Regions from separate parts of the Homo sapiens genome. Here all the other regions are linked to region 3. The links are chromatin contacts, found by Hi-C or POLR2A ChIA-PET in ENCODE. All regions are on one chromosome and are shown on one strand. The core of a region is the stretch at or near the end of the contact, and the rest is flanking DNA. Distances in the headings are between cores, read along the strand shown. Region 1 holds the start of SLC25A17 (solute carrier family 25 member 17). Region 2 holds the start of LINC01315 (long intergenic non-protein coding RNA 1315). Region 3 holds the start of XRCC6 (X-ray repair cross complementing 6).

The links. Hi-C counts contacts between places; a loop is a spot of excess contacts on that map. ChIA-PET counts read pairs that join two places held with the same protein, here RNA polymerase II (POLR2A). Pooled maps may share reads with other maps.
Region 1: a map of naive thymus-derived CD4-positive, alpha-beta T cell shows a loop between it and region 3 (21-fold over the local background). The contact joins the promoter of SLC25A17 here to the promoter of XRCC6 in region 3. A Hi-C loop is called at or near these places in 1 of 168 maps with a recorded cell type or tissue (naive thymus-derived CD4-positive, alpha-beta T cell) and 9 of 50 pooled maps. POLR2A ChIA-PET finds 5 or more read pairs at or near these places in 1 of 52 experiments (WTC11).
Region 2: a loop to region 3 is called in a map of CD14-positive monocyte, with 5 times the contacts of the local background. The contact joins the promoter of LINC01315 here to the promoter of XRCC6 in region 3. A Hi-C loop is called at or near these places in 1 of 168 maps with a recorded cell type or tissue (CD14-positive monocyte) and 4 of 50 pooled maps. POLR2A ChIA-PET finds 5 or more read pairs at or near these places in 2 of 52 experiments (GM12878 and WTC11).

What each region holds. Positions count from the first base shown.
Region 1 is chr22:40,817,569-40,822,091 of GRCh38, forward strand. SLC25A17 (solute carrier family 25 member 17) reads right to left here and starts at 1,778. Exons shown (of 9, transcript NM_006358.4): 1 at 1,627-1,778. The coding sequence starts at 1,680.
Region 2 is chr22:42,367,010-42,371,309 of GRCh38, forward strand. LINC01315 (long intergenic non-protein coding RNA 1315) reads right to left here and starts at 2,199. Exons shown (of 2, transcript NR_120597.1): 1 at 2,049-2,199. It overlaps LOC124905126 (a long non-coding RNA gene), which reads left to right and starts at 2,483. Exons shown (of 2, transcript XR_007068114.1): 1 at 2,483-2,695. RefSeq lists enhancers at 519-1,453, 1,746-1,865, 2,234-2,528 and a silencer at 2,236-2,395.
Region 3 is chr22:41,619,116-41,623,226 of GRCh38, forward strand. XRCC6 (X-ray repair cross complementing 6) reads left to right here and starts at 2,180. Exons shown (of 13, transcript NM_001469.5): 1 at 2,180-2,230; 2 at 2,875-2,971. The coding sequence starts at 2,890. DESI1 (desumoylating isopeptidase 1) reads right to left here and starts at 1,928. Exons shown (of 6, transcript NM_015704.3): 1 at 1,637-1,928. The coding sequence starts at 1,724. RefSeq lists enhancers at 1-3, 14-73, 1,346-1,947 and a silencer at 1,679-1,948.

The DNA of each region.
Region 1 (4,523 bases), core at 528-3,027, 800 kb before region 3:
ACTGAAGCCAAAAACTCTTGGAGTCAACCAACCCTCATTTTATAAATATATTCCAGGTCAATGATCACTTCTACCATGTCTGCTACCACCCGGATCCAAGTCACCATCATCTCTCGCCTGATAATTGCTTGTCCCCTGTTCCCTTACATTCTACTCTCAACACAGCAGCCAGGGTGATCACGTTTAAAGGTAAATCAGCAAGTTCAACAGCTAGCCAGAGTGAAAGTCTCACACAATTTGGCCCCCTGAAACCTATTTGCCTCTTTGTTCCCTCCACTCCGGAAACACAGGCCTCCATGCCCATCTTAAAGCAAGTCACGCAAGCGTCCATCTCAGCCTTCATGCTGGCTGAAAGGCTCTTCTGGCTGAACTGAATGAACCAGGCTTCCTGAATTAGGCATTTTCATGAAATGCTGTGTCACTTAATTCTCTAAACTCTGTGAGGTAGGTATCACTTCCCCCACTTTACAGATTAAGAAAGTAAGGTTTACAGGGCATCTAGCTAACAAATGATGGAGTTAGGGTTAAATCCAGATTAGTCTACAGAGAAGGTGAGCTCTCAGTGAAGTTTCTGGAGGCTAAACAGAGGATTCAGTGATGTTCCTCTGAAGTCACAGTGATTTTAACAGCTAAAGGTGTGTGCTAACAACTGGTGAAGAATATGAGAAAAGGCAGTCAAAGAGATAAAAGAACCACAAGAGGAGTCACCCAAGCCAAAAGTGGAAAGTTTTAAGGAAAAGAGGGGAGAGGGGAAGTGTCAAGTGGAACCTAGACACCAGAAGCCCAAGAATCAAGCGTATACCTCATAACAAACCACACTTGTGGTAGACAGGAACCCAGATCTTGATTTAGAAAGAAAGAAAAAAAAGCCAGGCACAGTGGCTCATGCCAGCAGTTTAGGACGCCAAATCGAGAGGATCGTTTGAGGCCAGGAATTCGAGACCAGCCTGGGCAACACTGCCAGACCCCAAAAATTTTTTTTAAAAATGTAGCCGGGTGTGGTGGCTCACACCTGCAGTCCCAGCTACTCAGGAAGCTGAGGTGGGCGGATCGCTGGAGCCCGGGAGATCGAGGCTGCAGTGAGTCGTGATCGCGCCACTGCACTCCAGCTTGGGCAACAGAGCAAGACCCTGTCCGGAAAAAAAAAAAAAAAAAAAAGGATCTATCTTCTCCTGCCAATAACGGTGCCCAGAGCTATCCTACTAGGTATTGCCACTTGCCCGCGGCAAGCGTGAAGACAGGCTGTAGGGAAGCATGTGACTAAGCAACACGGCTTCACACCTACGTTCTCCTCCGGGCCAGTAAAGCAAAGTGTGTGAGTGTGCGGTGGTAGCCTGACCTTAAACTTCCCACGGCAAAGATGCGGACCCTGAGCGGGCACGTGTGAACACGGCTCTCTACCCCGCAGTCTCTAGGAGACCAGGAGGTGGCGGAGTCTCGGCCCTTACCCCGAATTCCTCCAACAACTTTCCGCCAATGGCCCATTCCTCTCTGCCCCACAGTCATGACAGTGGACCCCAACCCACACTACCTCCCTCTCAGACCCATCCCTCAGGCATATCCCGGGACTGGCCCCCGAGAAGCCTTATAACCCGTTGCGGCCCGGGCGTAAAGACCCCGTCTCACCACGGCTCCGGCCACGGCGTGGACCAGGCTTTCGTAGGACAGCACGGAAGCCATTGGTGCGGCTCCTCGAAGACCCAGCCACACTTTTCCCACAGATGCCGCAGCCAGTGGAGTTAGGAAAGGAGCACCGGAGCTCAGGGTGTGAGAGTCGCAATCCCCGCCCTCTCAAACCCGCCCGCCTGCCCTAGAACCACTTCCGGGTCGCGGGGCGGGAAAGCGGGGGGGGGGGGGCGGCTAAGAACGCCCCTGAACGCTGATTGGCCCCTGTGGGCGCGGGGCGGGACAGCGAGGTGTTCGCGGGGCTGGGCTCCAAGGCGCAAGGCGGCCTGACACCAGGTACCCGGCTCCCGGTTCCTCCGACGTTCTCTGGCGTTCCCGGGCCCTGACCAGTTCCTCCATCTCAGAAGTCTTAATGGCCTTCTTTTACTCTGGTGACAAAGATGGGGAAACTCAATGAGACTCCAGTCTCCCTGTTTCTCTGCGCCTGAGCTCTTTTCTATTCTGAAAGTCACATTTTGGCCAAGAGGAAAAAAACTCACTTGTGGACTTGGAAACTTCTTCCTCCAGAAAAACCCTTGAGTGTGGTGGGAAGAGATGTTGAGCATCAGGAGCCCAAAATACAAGACGCGAGTGGGAGCCTCCCCCTAGTTGGCAACTATGGAAGTCATTTAACCTCTTGGGTTTCCTCTGTGAAATGACAATGTACTAGTACCAACAATCCCCATCTGCTGTGAGGATTACGAAAGCCAATTTATGTAGTAGTACTTCATAAAATACTGAAGGAAAAAAATTTTTTTCCATGTTGCAAAGTGACTAACAAAATTACACAAAACTAAAGCAGCCACATTCAGCTTTAACCTGTCATACTGTGAGATTCTGCTTCAGGATGCTCCTCAGGGACTCAGGGATTCTTTCCTGAGACACCATCACCACTTGTCTTTACCATGTTTCCTTTTAGAATATCCTCGTGATAACTCCTCAGTGCTGACTACATGCCAGGCTTAGTGTTTTATGCCCATCATCACACTTAATCCCTGGGAGAGGGGTCTAACAAAGTTTAACCTGGCCGTTTTCACAAAATTTGCAGAAGATACTGCTTCCAGGAACATTCCCATCACGCCATAGAATCATGACGTGAAAGTGAAGGACCAAAAGTGAAGCGAAGATGATTTTGGGCTGGGCGCAGCGGCTCAGGCCTGTAATCCTAGCACTTTGGGAGGCCGTAGCGGGCAGATCACTTGAGGTCAGAAGTTTGAGACAAGCCTGGCCCATATGGCAAAACCCTGTCTCTATTAAAAATAGAAAAAATTAGCCGGACATGGTGGCACGCGCCTTGTAGAAATTACAATGTTGAAACTGCAGCTACTAGGGAGGCTGAGGCAGGAGAATCGCTTGAACCCAGGAAGCAAAGGTTGCAGTGAGCCAAGATTGCACCACTGCACTCTAGCCTGGGACAGAGTGAGACTCCTAAAAAAAAAAAAAAAAAGATTATTTTGGCATGGGAACATAGAAACTAGTTGGCTGTAAAACTTGAGAACTCAGTTCTCATTGACTCCTGATCAAATTGGGAGCTTGCTGTCAAGAATATACTGGATTATGCATCATAGTTATGAAAACATTGTTAATACTTTGTTTTGACGTTTTTGTATCTTACATACCAAAAACATTTTGATCAGCTTTTTTTTTTTTTTAAACCTGAGACAGTGTTTCTCTGCGTTGTCCAGGCTGGTCTTGTACTCCTGGGCTCAAGTGATCCACCTGCTTCAGCCACCCAAAGTGCTCGTATTACAGGCATGAGCCACTGTACCGGGCCTTGCAACCTTTTTTTTTTTTTTCAGATGGAGTTTCACTCTTGTGGCCCAGGCTTGGCTCACTGCAACCTCCGCCTCCCGGGTTCAAGTGATTCTCCTACCTCAGCCTCTCGAGTAGCTGGGATTACAGGCATGCGCTACCACGCCCAGCTAATTTTTGTATTTTTAGTAGAGACGGGGTTTCATCATGTTGGTCAGGATGGTCTCAAATCTCTTGACCTCGTGGTCCGCCCGCCTCGGCCTCCCAAAGTGCTGGGATTACAGGTGTGAGCCACAGCGCCCAGCATGATCAACTGAAGACTGACATACTGAAAACAGTATTTTTTTTTTTTTTTTTGAGACGGAGTATCGCTCTGTCACCTAGGCTGGAGTGCAGTGACGCGATCTTGACTCATGTTAGCCTCCATCTCCCGGGTTCAAGTGATTCTCCTGCCTCAGCCTCCCGAGTAGCTGGGACTACAGGTGCACGCCCCCATACCTGGCTCATTTTTGTATTTTTAGTGGAGACAGGGTTTCACCATGTTGGCCAGGCTGGTCTCGAACTCCTGACCTCAGGTGATCCACACACCTCGGCCTCCCAAAGTGCTCAAATTAGAGGTGTGAGCACTGCACCCAGCCAAAGTCATTTTCATATAATCAGTATGCACTGAAAAACGTAGACACTGCATAGCTACATCAGTTATTAACTGGAACTATGAAGCTGTGATGTTCGAGACACACACATACATACATATATATATACACGTATATATATATATATACGTATATATATATACGTATATATACGTATATATATATATATATATATATACACACATATACGTATATATATATATATATTTTTTTTTTTTTGAGACAGTTTTGCTCTTGTCGCCCAGGCTGGAGTGCAATGGCGCAACTTCAGCTCACTGCAACCTCTGCCTCCCAGGTTCAAGCAATTCTCCTTCCTCAGCCTCCCGAGTAGCTAGGACTATAGGCATGCACCACCACGCCTGGCTAATTTTTGTACTTTTTAGGGACAGGGTTTCACCATGTTGACCAGGCTGGTCTCGAACTCCTGACCTCACCCCCCCCCCCACCCCCTGG
Region 2 (4,300 bases), core at 949-3,448, 750 kb after region 3:
CCTCTCCCTTCACAAGGCCTGCTGGTTTCTTTTACTTTGTTTCTGTGAACGGCAAATGGGGTGTGGAGCCCAGGACTCGGGCCAGGGAAGGGGAAAGAAAAGTTTCTGCCATCTGGATGCCTGACCTTGCTGAGCCACTCCTGTTTTTCTGGGGAAATCCTACCCATCTTTTATTTGCTTTGCCTACCATCCACCCAGAAAAGATTTGGGTCCTGCCCTCATGGCACTTACAATCGACAGGGGGAGCTAAACATTGACCAATTAATGGCATAAAAGTGTCCATGGAGGGGGTGGTCCCATGCTATGAGAGTCCATCATAGTGGAATCATCAAGTCAGGGAGGTCAGGGCAGGCTTCCTGGAGGAGGTGACATTTGTGCTGGGGCCCAAAGGATGAGGAGTGTTAATTGCTCTGACTCACTGTCATCCTTGCAGAGTCCCTCTCTGATATCCTCCTAAGGTCGCCTCCCCTCCCCATACCCTGGTCCCCTTCTTGACTGTCTGTTGTTCATCTATATCCCTGCCCTGGTCTGGAAGCCCTATGAGGGCAGAGGCCGGGCCTGTCTTAGTCACTGCTGAATTGCGCATGCCCGGCACTTAGTAGGTGTGCCGGACCACCTGTGGTGGTCTACACTGCCTATTTGTAACTATTTGCTGATCAAAAGAATAAACAACATGTGCAAAAGGCTTTGTAGTAGGGGAAATCCCAGGACAGGAGGATGTGGGAGTAGGAACGGGGGCAAAGGGACAGAAGGTGATGGGAGATGAGGCTGTGCCTCCCTAAGAACCTCCCTAGAAATGCGGGTATCTCCTCCAGCCAAGGGAAACCCTTCTGCCCTTCCCCTGTGGCAGAGACTGTGGTAGGGTGTCTTTCTTACCCTAGAGGAGAGAGTGTCGCATAAATACGCTGCCCCACCCGAAGCGCTCCAGGCACAGCACCCCGGACACAAAGCAGGTGGGCACTAGCACCCCCTGCCCAGTACTCTGCCACCAGCTTCCCTCCTGCGTTCATTCTCTCACCCAGTGCTGCGGGGCCACCTGGAGCTACAGAGAGGGAGTGGGATCCACCCCCAGCAGATCCGAAGGTCTCAATCCAGGGCTTCCCTGCATCCCAGCCCCAGGTCTCACCTGCACTACCCCCATGGCTAGCACCCTTTCTCCTCACTGAGGCGGAGGTGGAAGAAGAGGAGCCAGGACAAATGGGGTTTGAGTCCCTGGGTCTGATTACGAGCGTGGGACGGGTGCCAAATTGGCCTCTTCGTCCCTCAGCTTCCTCACAAGTGAGGTGGAGACTCCCCAGGCTTCCCCGGAGCCAGGGACAGAGTGAGCGCTTGATGATCCCGTCTAAAAGTCTCAAAATGAGCCCCCTTTGGTCTCGCTCTGTCGCCCCAAATCCCTCTCCCGCCTCAGCTGCAGTTTCTCCAGCTCCCGAGGAAGGGGGGCACCCGAATTCCAGCCGCTGAGGCTGGAGTTTGGAGTTCGCCCAAGGAGCTTCCGCCCTGGGATGCGGCTGAGACCCGACAGGTGGGTCCCGTCCCCGCCCCAGATGTGCGCCTGGCCCCTCGGAGGCGCGGCTCCGCCTACGCCCAGACCCTTCCTCCCCGCCAGCCCGCTCAGCGCGCTCTGGCAAACTTTCCGCGTCCAGAACCCGCCCGCGTCTACACCTGCTCGCGGTTCAACCGCAAGCGCAAGTCTACACGGTCTCACCTGCCCCCGGGTTGCTGAAGGGTGCCTCGGTCACGGGGCCGCGTCTCCACAGGCTCAACAGCTGCGAGTCCCCGGGACTGCCGACCTCAGCCTTGGGGATCCGTCTTGACCACCCCCGGATTCGGAGGCGCCCGGGCCGGACCACCTGTGCTGGTCTCCACCTCCTCGGCAACCCCGGGTCACCGGAGATGCTGCAGCTCGAGGGTCCCGCCTGCACCATCCATGGCTCTCGAGATCCTTCAGAGCGCGGACCCGGCCGAGACCCCGCGGAGCCGCTGCGCGTGGCTGGTGCCCGCGGTCGCCCCGCAGTCCCGTATGCGGCGAAACCGCCGGGGCTGCTTACCTGGCCCGCACCCTCACGCTCCCGTCCGGGCTGCGCAGCCGCTTCTCTCACACATTTTGCGATAACATCGATGGCGAAAGAAAATGTTGTAAATCCTCCTGCGGCCACGTGGCTGTCCCCCCACCCCCTTCTCCCTTTCTCTGGCCCTCAGGACAAAAAGGCCCCGCGGCCGGCCGCTGGCCACGGGGCTCTGGGCGGGCGAAGCTGGCTGCAGCGGGGCGTGGTCTGGGGAGGGGCCGGACCGGGGCGGGCGGGGCGTGGTCGGGGCAGGGGCGGGGCGCGCTGGTTCCGGCCGCCCTCCCCGCGGAAACCGGGCCTGAGACTAGGGCTCCTGTTCCAGCTCTTGATTGGTCGGTCGGCCAGCACTGCTGACGTCTGATTGGCTGAGACAAAGAAGGGACTAAGGCCGTAGGGGTGGGGGTTTGTGGATTTCATTCTTTGCCTTTTCGCTCCGGCGGTGGCCGCTGCTCTTTCGGACCTTCCTGAACTCTGCGGCCTTTTCCTCTCTGCTTCCGTGGTCCCTATCATAACGCTACCTGCATTTCCTTGTCCTTCTCTACCAAACAGCACCTGGAGATAGGGACATGGGGTTCGTGCTGCTCACCACTGTCTCCCCAGGGCCTAGCACACAGTACGTGCTCAAAACGGTTAGTTGAATGAATTCGTGGAAAATATGCATACAGGTGTTTAGAGCTATCTTTAATGTTGGCAACATCCCTAGGAGATATTACTATTCTCTCCCGAGGATGAGGAAACCGAGGTGCAGCGAAATTCGGTCACGTGGGGATGAATGGCTGAGCTGATGCTGGGACATGCTTACATTACTGGATCTCGGATCCTCTACACAGTGATGCCCTGTGCAGTGTCAGAGCTCAGTTTCCCGTCTATCAAGAGTGTTGTGTTAGAGCACAAGATAGGTTAGAAGATGGGTTATTACTGCCAGGTCCTGTGGCTCACGCCTATAATTCTAGCACTTTGGGAGGCCAGGGTGGGAGAAGCGCTTGCGCCCAGGAGTTCGAAACCAGCCTGGGCAACATGGCGAAACCCCGTCTCTACAAAAAAAAAATTAAGAAGTTTTCTGGGCATGGTGGTGTGCACCTGTACTCCCAGCTACTTGGGAGGCTGAGGTGGGAGGATCACTTGAGCCCAGGAGTTGGAAGCTGCAGTGTTATGATTGTACCACTTGCACTCCAGCCTGGGTGACAGAAAAAAAAAAAAACCCGTCTCTACTAAAAATACAAAAAATTAGCCTGGCGTGGTGGTGGGCACCTGTAGTCCCAGCTAGCTACTCGGGAAGCTGAGGCAAGAGAATGGCGTGAACCCGGGAGGCGGAGCTTGCAGTAAGCCGAGATGGCACCACTGCATTCCAGCCTGGGTGACAGAGTGAGACTCCATCTCAAAACAAAACAAAAACAAAAACAAAAAAACTTACTTCGGCCGGGCACAGTGGCTCACGCCTGTAATCCCAGCACTTTGGGAAGCCGAGGTGGGTGGATCACCTGAGGTCAGGAGTTCGAGACCAGCCTGGCCAACATCATGAAACCCCATCTCTACTAAAAAATACAAAAATTAGCTGAGCATGCTGGTGGGCACCTGTAATCCCAGCTACTCGGGAGGCTGGGGCAGGAGAATCACTTGAACCCAGGAGGCAGAGGTTGTAGTGAGCTGAGGTCATGCCACTGGCACTCCAGCCTGGGTGATAAGAGCGAAACTCTGTCTCAAAAAAAAAAAGTGTCATTTAAATGAACATGCTTGAACATGCTATACCCAGCACTGTGCTTGGCAGTATGAATGACACAGCCTCTGCTTCCATGTTAAATTCCTGGTAACCTGCTGGGCTCTTTCCCTTCCTGGGAATCCATCCCCTGAACCCCCCTCTGCACCCCCATCACAGGGGAAGTTGGAAGCACTCTGCTCAAACCATGCTGCATTGCCCACTCTGACAGTTTGGGGCATTTGGGGTGGATTTTCCTGTGGAAGTCATGGGGAGCACCGTGAAGCAGACTGACTTCCCGGCTGCTGTTCTCTGATGGAGAGGGGGTCCTTGGGATGCCCCCCCAAGTAGGTCCTTTTGATTGAGAGATGATGTATGAGATGGGATGGGGGAGAGGGCTTCCTCTGACAAAGGAAGGTGTAGAAGCTTCTCCCGGAGTTGGGCAGAGAAGGGTTAATCAACTAGAAAAATGCTGAGAGCCTGTCTCCCATAGGCAGCCAGATTGAGGCATGAAGAGGAGGAGCTGGCTTGGTGGTGT
Region 3 (4,111 bases), core at 930-3,429:
AGTAACAGCTTCCTCAGTGACTTTGTAAGTTTTGCTTTCAGATGTGCCTCAATCATTTTAACAACTGGTTATCTAGGCCCAAATCCCTGTCAAATAATGGGTTGGCTACATAAGAATTAGCTGATAAGCTCATTAAAAATACAGATTTTTGGACCAAAACTCCAGGAGATTCTGATTTAGTATTTGTGAAGCCTTAGAATCCATATAATTAAAATTTTCTCATTTTAAATAGATATTATGTGTATGTAATACACAGGTCCAGAGGTAAGAAACAGTTTACAGCAAAGTTTCTCTTCTACCCCTGTTCCCCTGGCATCAAGTTCCCCTTTCCATAAGCTACTGCTGTTATCAATTTCTTGTGTATCCTTACGGATAATTATTTGCCTAAGCAAGCACATATATATCCTTTGATTTGCATATTTAAAGAGCTATTCTAACCTTGTTTTTTCTAATCTCATTTACAATATATGTTGGAAATGAGGGTATCTGCATTTTTAACAAGCACCCTAGATGATTTTGATGTGAAGCCAAATATAGAAACAACTCATGGACCCACGGTTGTGAGATTAAGTTCAATTCACTACGACATATTAGAAACTCAAGGACATTGAAGGATGCCCTCAAAAGTAGCCTCCCTTACTTGATCTCTGCCCCCTCGTCTCACAGAGATGAACTAAATCATTCGCCAGTGTCTCCACAGAAGCCAGGAAAAACTAGCCATTCAAATGGATGCTGTCAAAGCTTCAATTTTCAATAATTGGAATTCTTTCCTGCTCATTGTTACCCGAAATTACAAACCTGACAATTCCTGTGTTACACAAGACATTCCTGTATTTAAGTTGAAATAAGGTGTGATCGTCACTGAATGAGGGCTGGTTTTTCTCCTGCCAGTTAAGTAGTTTAATGGAGCACAACCGAAATACTTTCTTTACTAATCCTTATTCACACAGCCTCATCCAAACTTCCCCCAAAACTGCTTTCTTGCCATTTGAGCAAAAGCAATTAACTTAGAAACTGTGGGGAGAAGACTGCTTGGTGAATTCTGGAGTTCGGGGCTCCTCTTATCCTGACTTGACCTACCTGGGGGCGATGGCTGGGTCCCTAGGCAGCTCTATCTCCCCCATCCCACCTATCCCTGGGACTGCAAAGGGAGCTTCCTTTTGGCACTGAGACAAGGTTCTCCGAGAGCCACCCGACCTCCGCAGTGTCTCTGTCACCACGAGGGGCACCGCGCGGCAGGCATCCTCACCTTTCCTACACCGCGCCAAGGAGGCAGGAGTGCACTGGGCTACCCGAGCGAGGCAGAGAACCCGCCGGGATCCAGCGCTGGTTTACCCCACACCCTCGTCGAAGGGGCTCTCGAGGGCTCGGTTTCTGCCCAAGCCCCCTGCAAGGTGGAGGCATGACTCCTCCATCCCTTCCCCTTGAATTCAAACGTGAGGATGGTATCTGCGAGGCTAAAGCGGGGCTCAGATGGCCCAAACTTCAGACCACTCTCTTCTCCACTCGGCTTTTCTTCCATCCTCCTGGCCATGTGTCTCCCCGTGAGTCGTGGCCCAAGTCTCCCCACCTCGGCCAGCCGCCACCCTCTGGCCTGGCTCCCGCCCTCCTGCCCACCTGGCCCCTTCCCCCTCACCCAGCATGATGGGGCTGAGCCGCCGGGCCAGGCCTTTGGACAGGTCGTACACGTAGAGCTTCACCGGATAGAGATTCGGCGGCTCCATTGGGACCCGTGGCGACGGCGGCCACGACGGCCCTCGGGCACCCGGCAGCGGCTTGGACCTTCCCGTACCCGACGGGAGTGCGAAGCGGAGGGAGAGGGGGGGACCGAGCCCGGGCCCGGGCTGAGGGGTGGGGGAGAGGCCGCCCTGCGCTGCTCGCGCCCCCACACCCGCTACCGGCAACGACTACTGTGAGGTGACAGAGAGGGGACAGGGAGGGCCCACACGGAAGAGGGGGCGGGGGCAGGGATGCACTTTTGCGCATGTGCTTACAGTCCTGACGTAGGAAGGGGCGGGGCTTTGCCGAAGGGGGCGGGGCTCTCGCTGATGGGTTGGCTTTCGTCAGGGACATAGGTAGAAGCTGGTTGGGGAGTGTGCGTGCCAGCCTGACGCGATATAGTGCGCACATGCGTGATGACGTAGAGGGCGTTGATTGGGACCGAGTACAGGGCCCGCGCATGCGTGGATTGTCGTCTTCTGTCCAAGTTGGTCGCTTCCCTGCGCCAAAGGTAAGCGGGCCGTTATCCATTTGTGTTGTTCGCCAGCTAGGCCTGGCCTCGTCCCGCTTCGCTCGGTCGGTCTCGCGCGCCCCCATAGCCTTGCTAGAGGGTTAGCGTTAGCCTTAAGTGTGCGAATCCGAGGAGCAGCGACAGACTCGAGACCACGCTCCTTCCTCGGGAAGGAGGCGGCACCTCGCGTTTGAGGCCCGCCTGCGTTTGAGGCCCGCCTGCGCTTGCGGCCCGCCTGCGCTTGAGGCCTGTCTGCGTTTGAGATCTCATTGGGCGTGATTGAGGAATTTGGGGAGGTTTTTGGGCGGTATTGAGGACGAGGGGGTCCGTTAGTCAGCATAGAATCCTGGAGCGGGAATCCCTCACCGTCTAAATGGCGTCGGGGGCGGGACCTCCGGGATCTGGCTTCCGCGGGCCGCCGCCGGCCCTGAAACGTGAGGGATAGCTGAGATGAGGCAGCTACTGGGATGGCCCCCATGCGCATTTACATGCAGTCCGACTGCCGAGCTTTCGAGGCAGCAGGATTTACCGTCCACATTCCTCACTACTAACCAAGCTTTTAGAACAGATCTCACAAGAACCTAGAGGTCGGTATTTTTTCGATTTAAATTTGCCTGTTACTGACGTTAACGTCTTTCGCCTAGTGAGCAGTAGCCAACATGTCAGGGTGGGAGTCATATTACAAAACCGAGGGCGATGAAGAAGCAGAGGAAGAACAAGAAGAGAACCTTGAAGCAAGTGGTAAGTGACTTCAGCATGTAGTGCCATTCGGTGTGTGGAAGAAAGACCTTCCCTGCCTATCTCTGCTGGATGGACTTTGCTGTTTGATGGCCTGCCCTTCTCCTCCCAGATAATTCTGAAATTCTTTTCTTCCTTTGAACTTCGCAGAGCTACCCTAGGCTCTTATATGCAGATCTTACTCTAGTGTGCCCTAAGTTTTTTTTGGACACTGGTAGTTTGACATCTTTTGGTCCCTGATAAATGGCCATGACCATAGGTATTTTTTGTCATCTTAAGTGGTTCAGGTGAGACCCTTCTCATCCAGGAAAGTAGTGTTACCATTCCAGGACCTCAGTGTAAAAATGCCCCCACCCTGCAATAACTACACCAACCAAAGAATAAACGCAAGCAACACAGTTACAGGAAAGTGATTGATTCCCTCACTATAGCCTCCACGTTTGGGAGTGTATGTGCAGGCAACACAGTAACACATAAAACAAAGGAAGAGAAATAGGGGTACATGTAATCTTCATACTGGTTAATTTAACTCCTGAGCAGAAAAATTTTGAATATTTTTATTAAAAATGAGAAACGGCCAGGCGCGGTGTCTCAAGCCTGTAATCCCAGCACTTTGGGAGGCCGAGGCGGGCGGATCACGATGTCAGGAGATCAAGACCATCCTGGTTAACACGGTGAAACCCCGTCTGTACTAAAAAAAAAATACAAAAAATTAGCCGGGCGTGGTGGCGGTCGCCTGTAGTCCCAGCTGCTCGGGAGGCTGAGGCAGGAGAATGGTGCGAACCTGGGAGGTGGAGCTTGCAGTGAGCCGAGATGGCGCCACTGCATTCCAGCCTGGGTGACAGAATGAGACTCTCTCAGGAAAAAAAAAAAAGTGAGAAACATAGGAAATACAAAAAAGAAAAAAATTTGCTATAATCTACCACTCTAACACAACCACTACCAGCATTTTGACATTTTTGTATTTTTCTTTCAAGTATCTTTCAATATTTATTTCCTAATGAAATATATATATTTTTTAATTTTTTAATAGAGACAGGCTGGAGTGCAGTGGTGAGATCATCGTAGCTCACTGTAACCTCAAACTCCCGGGCTCAAGTGATCCTCCTGCTTCAGCTACCTCAGTAGCTGGGACTACAAGTG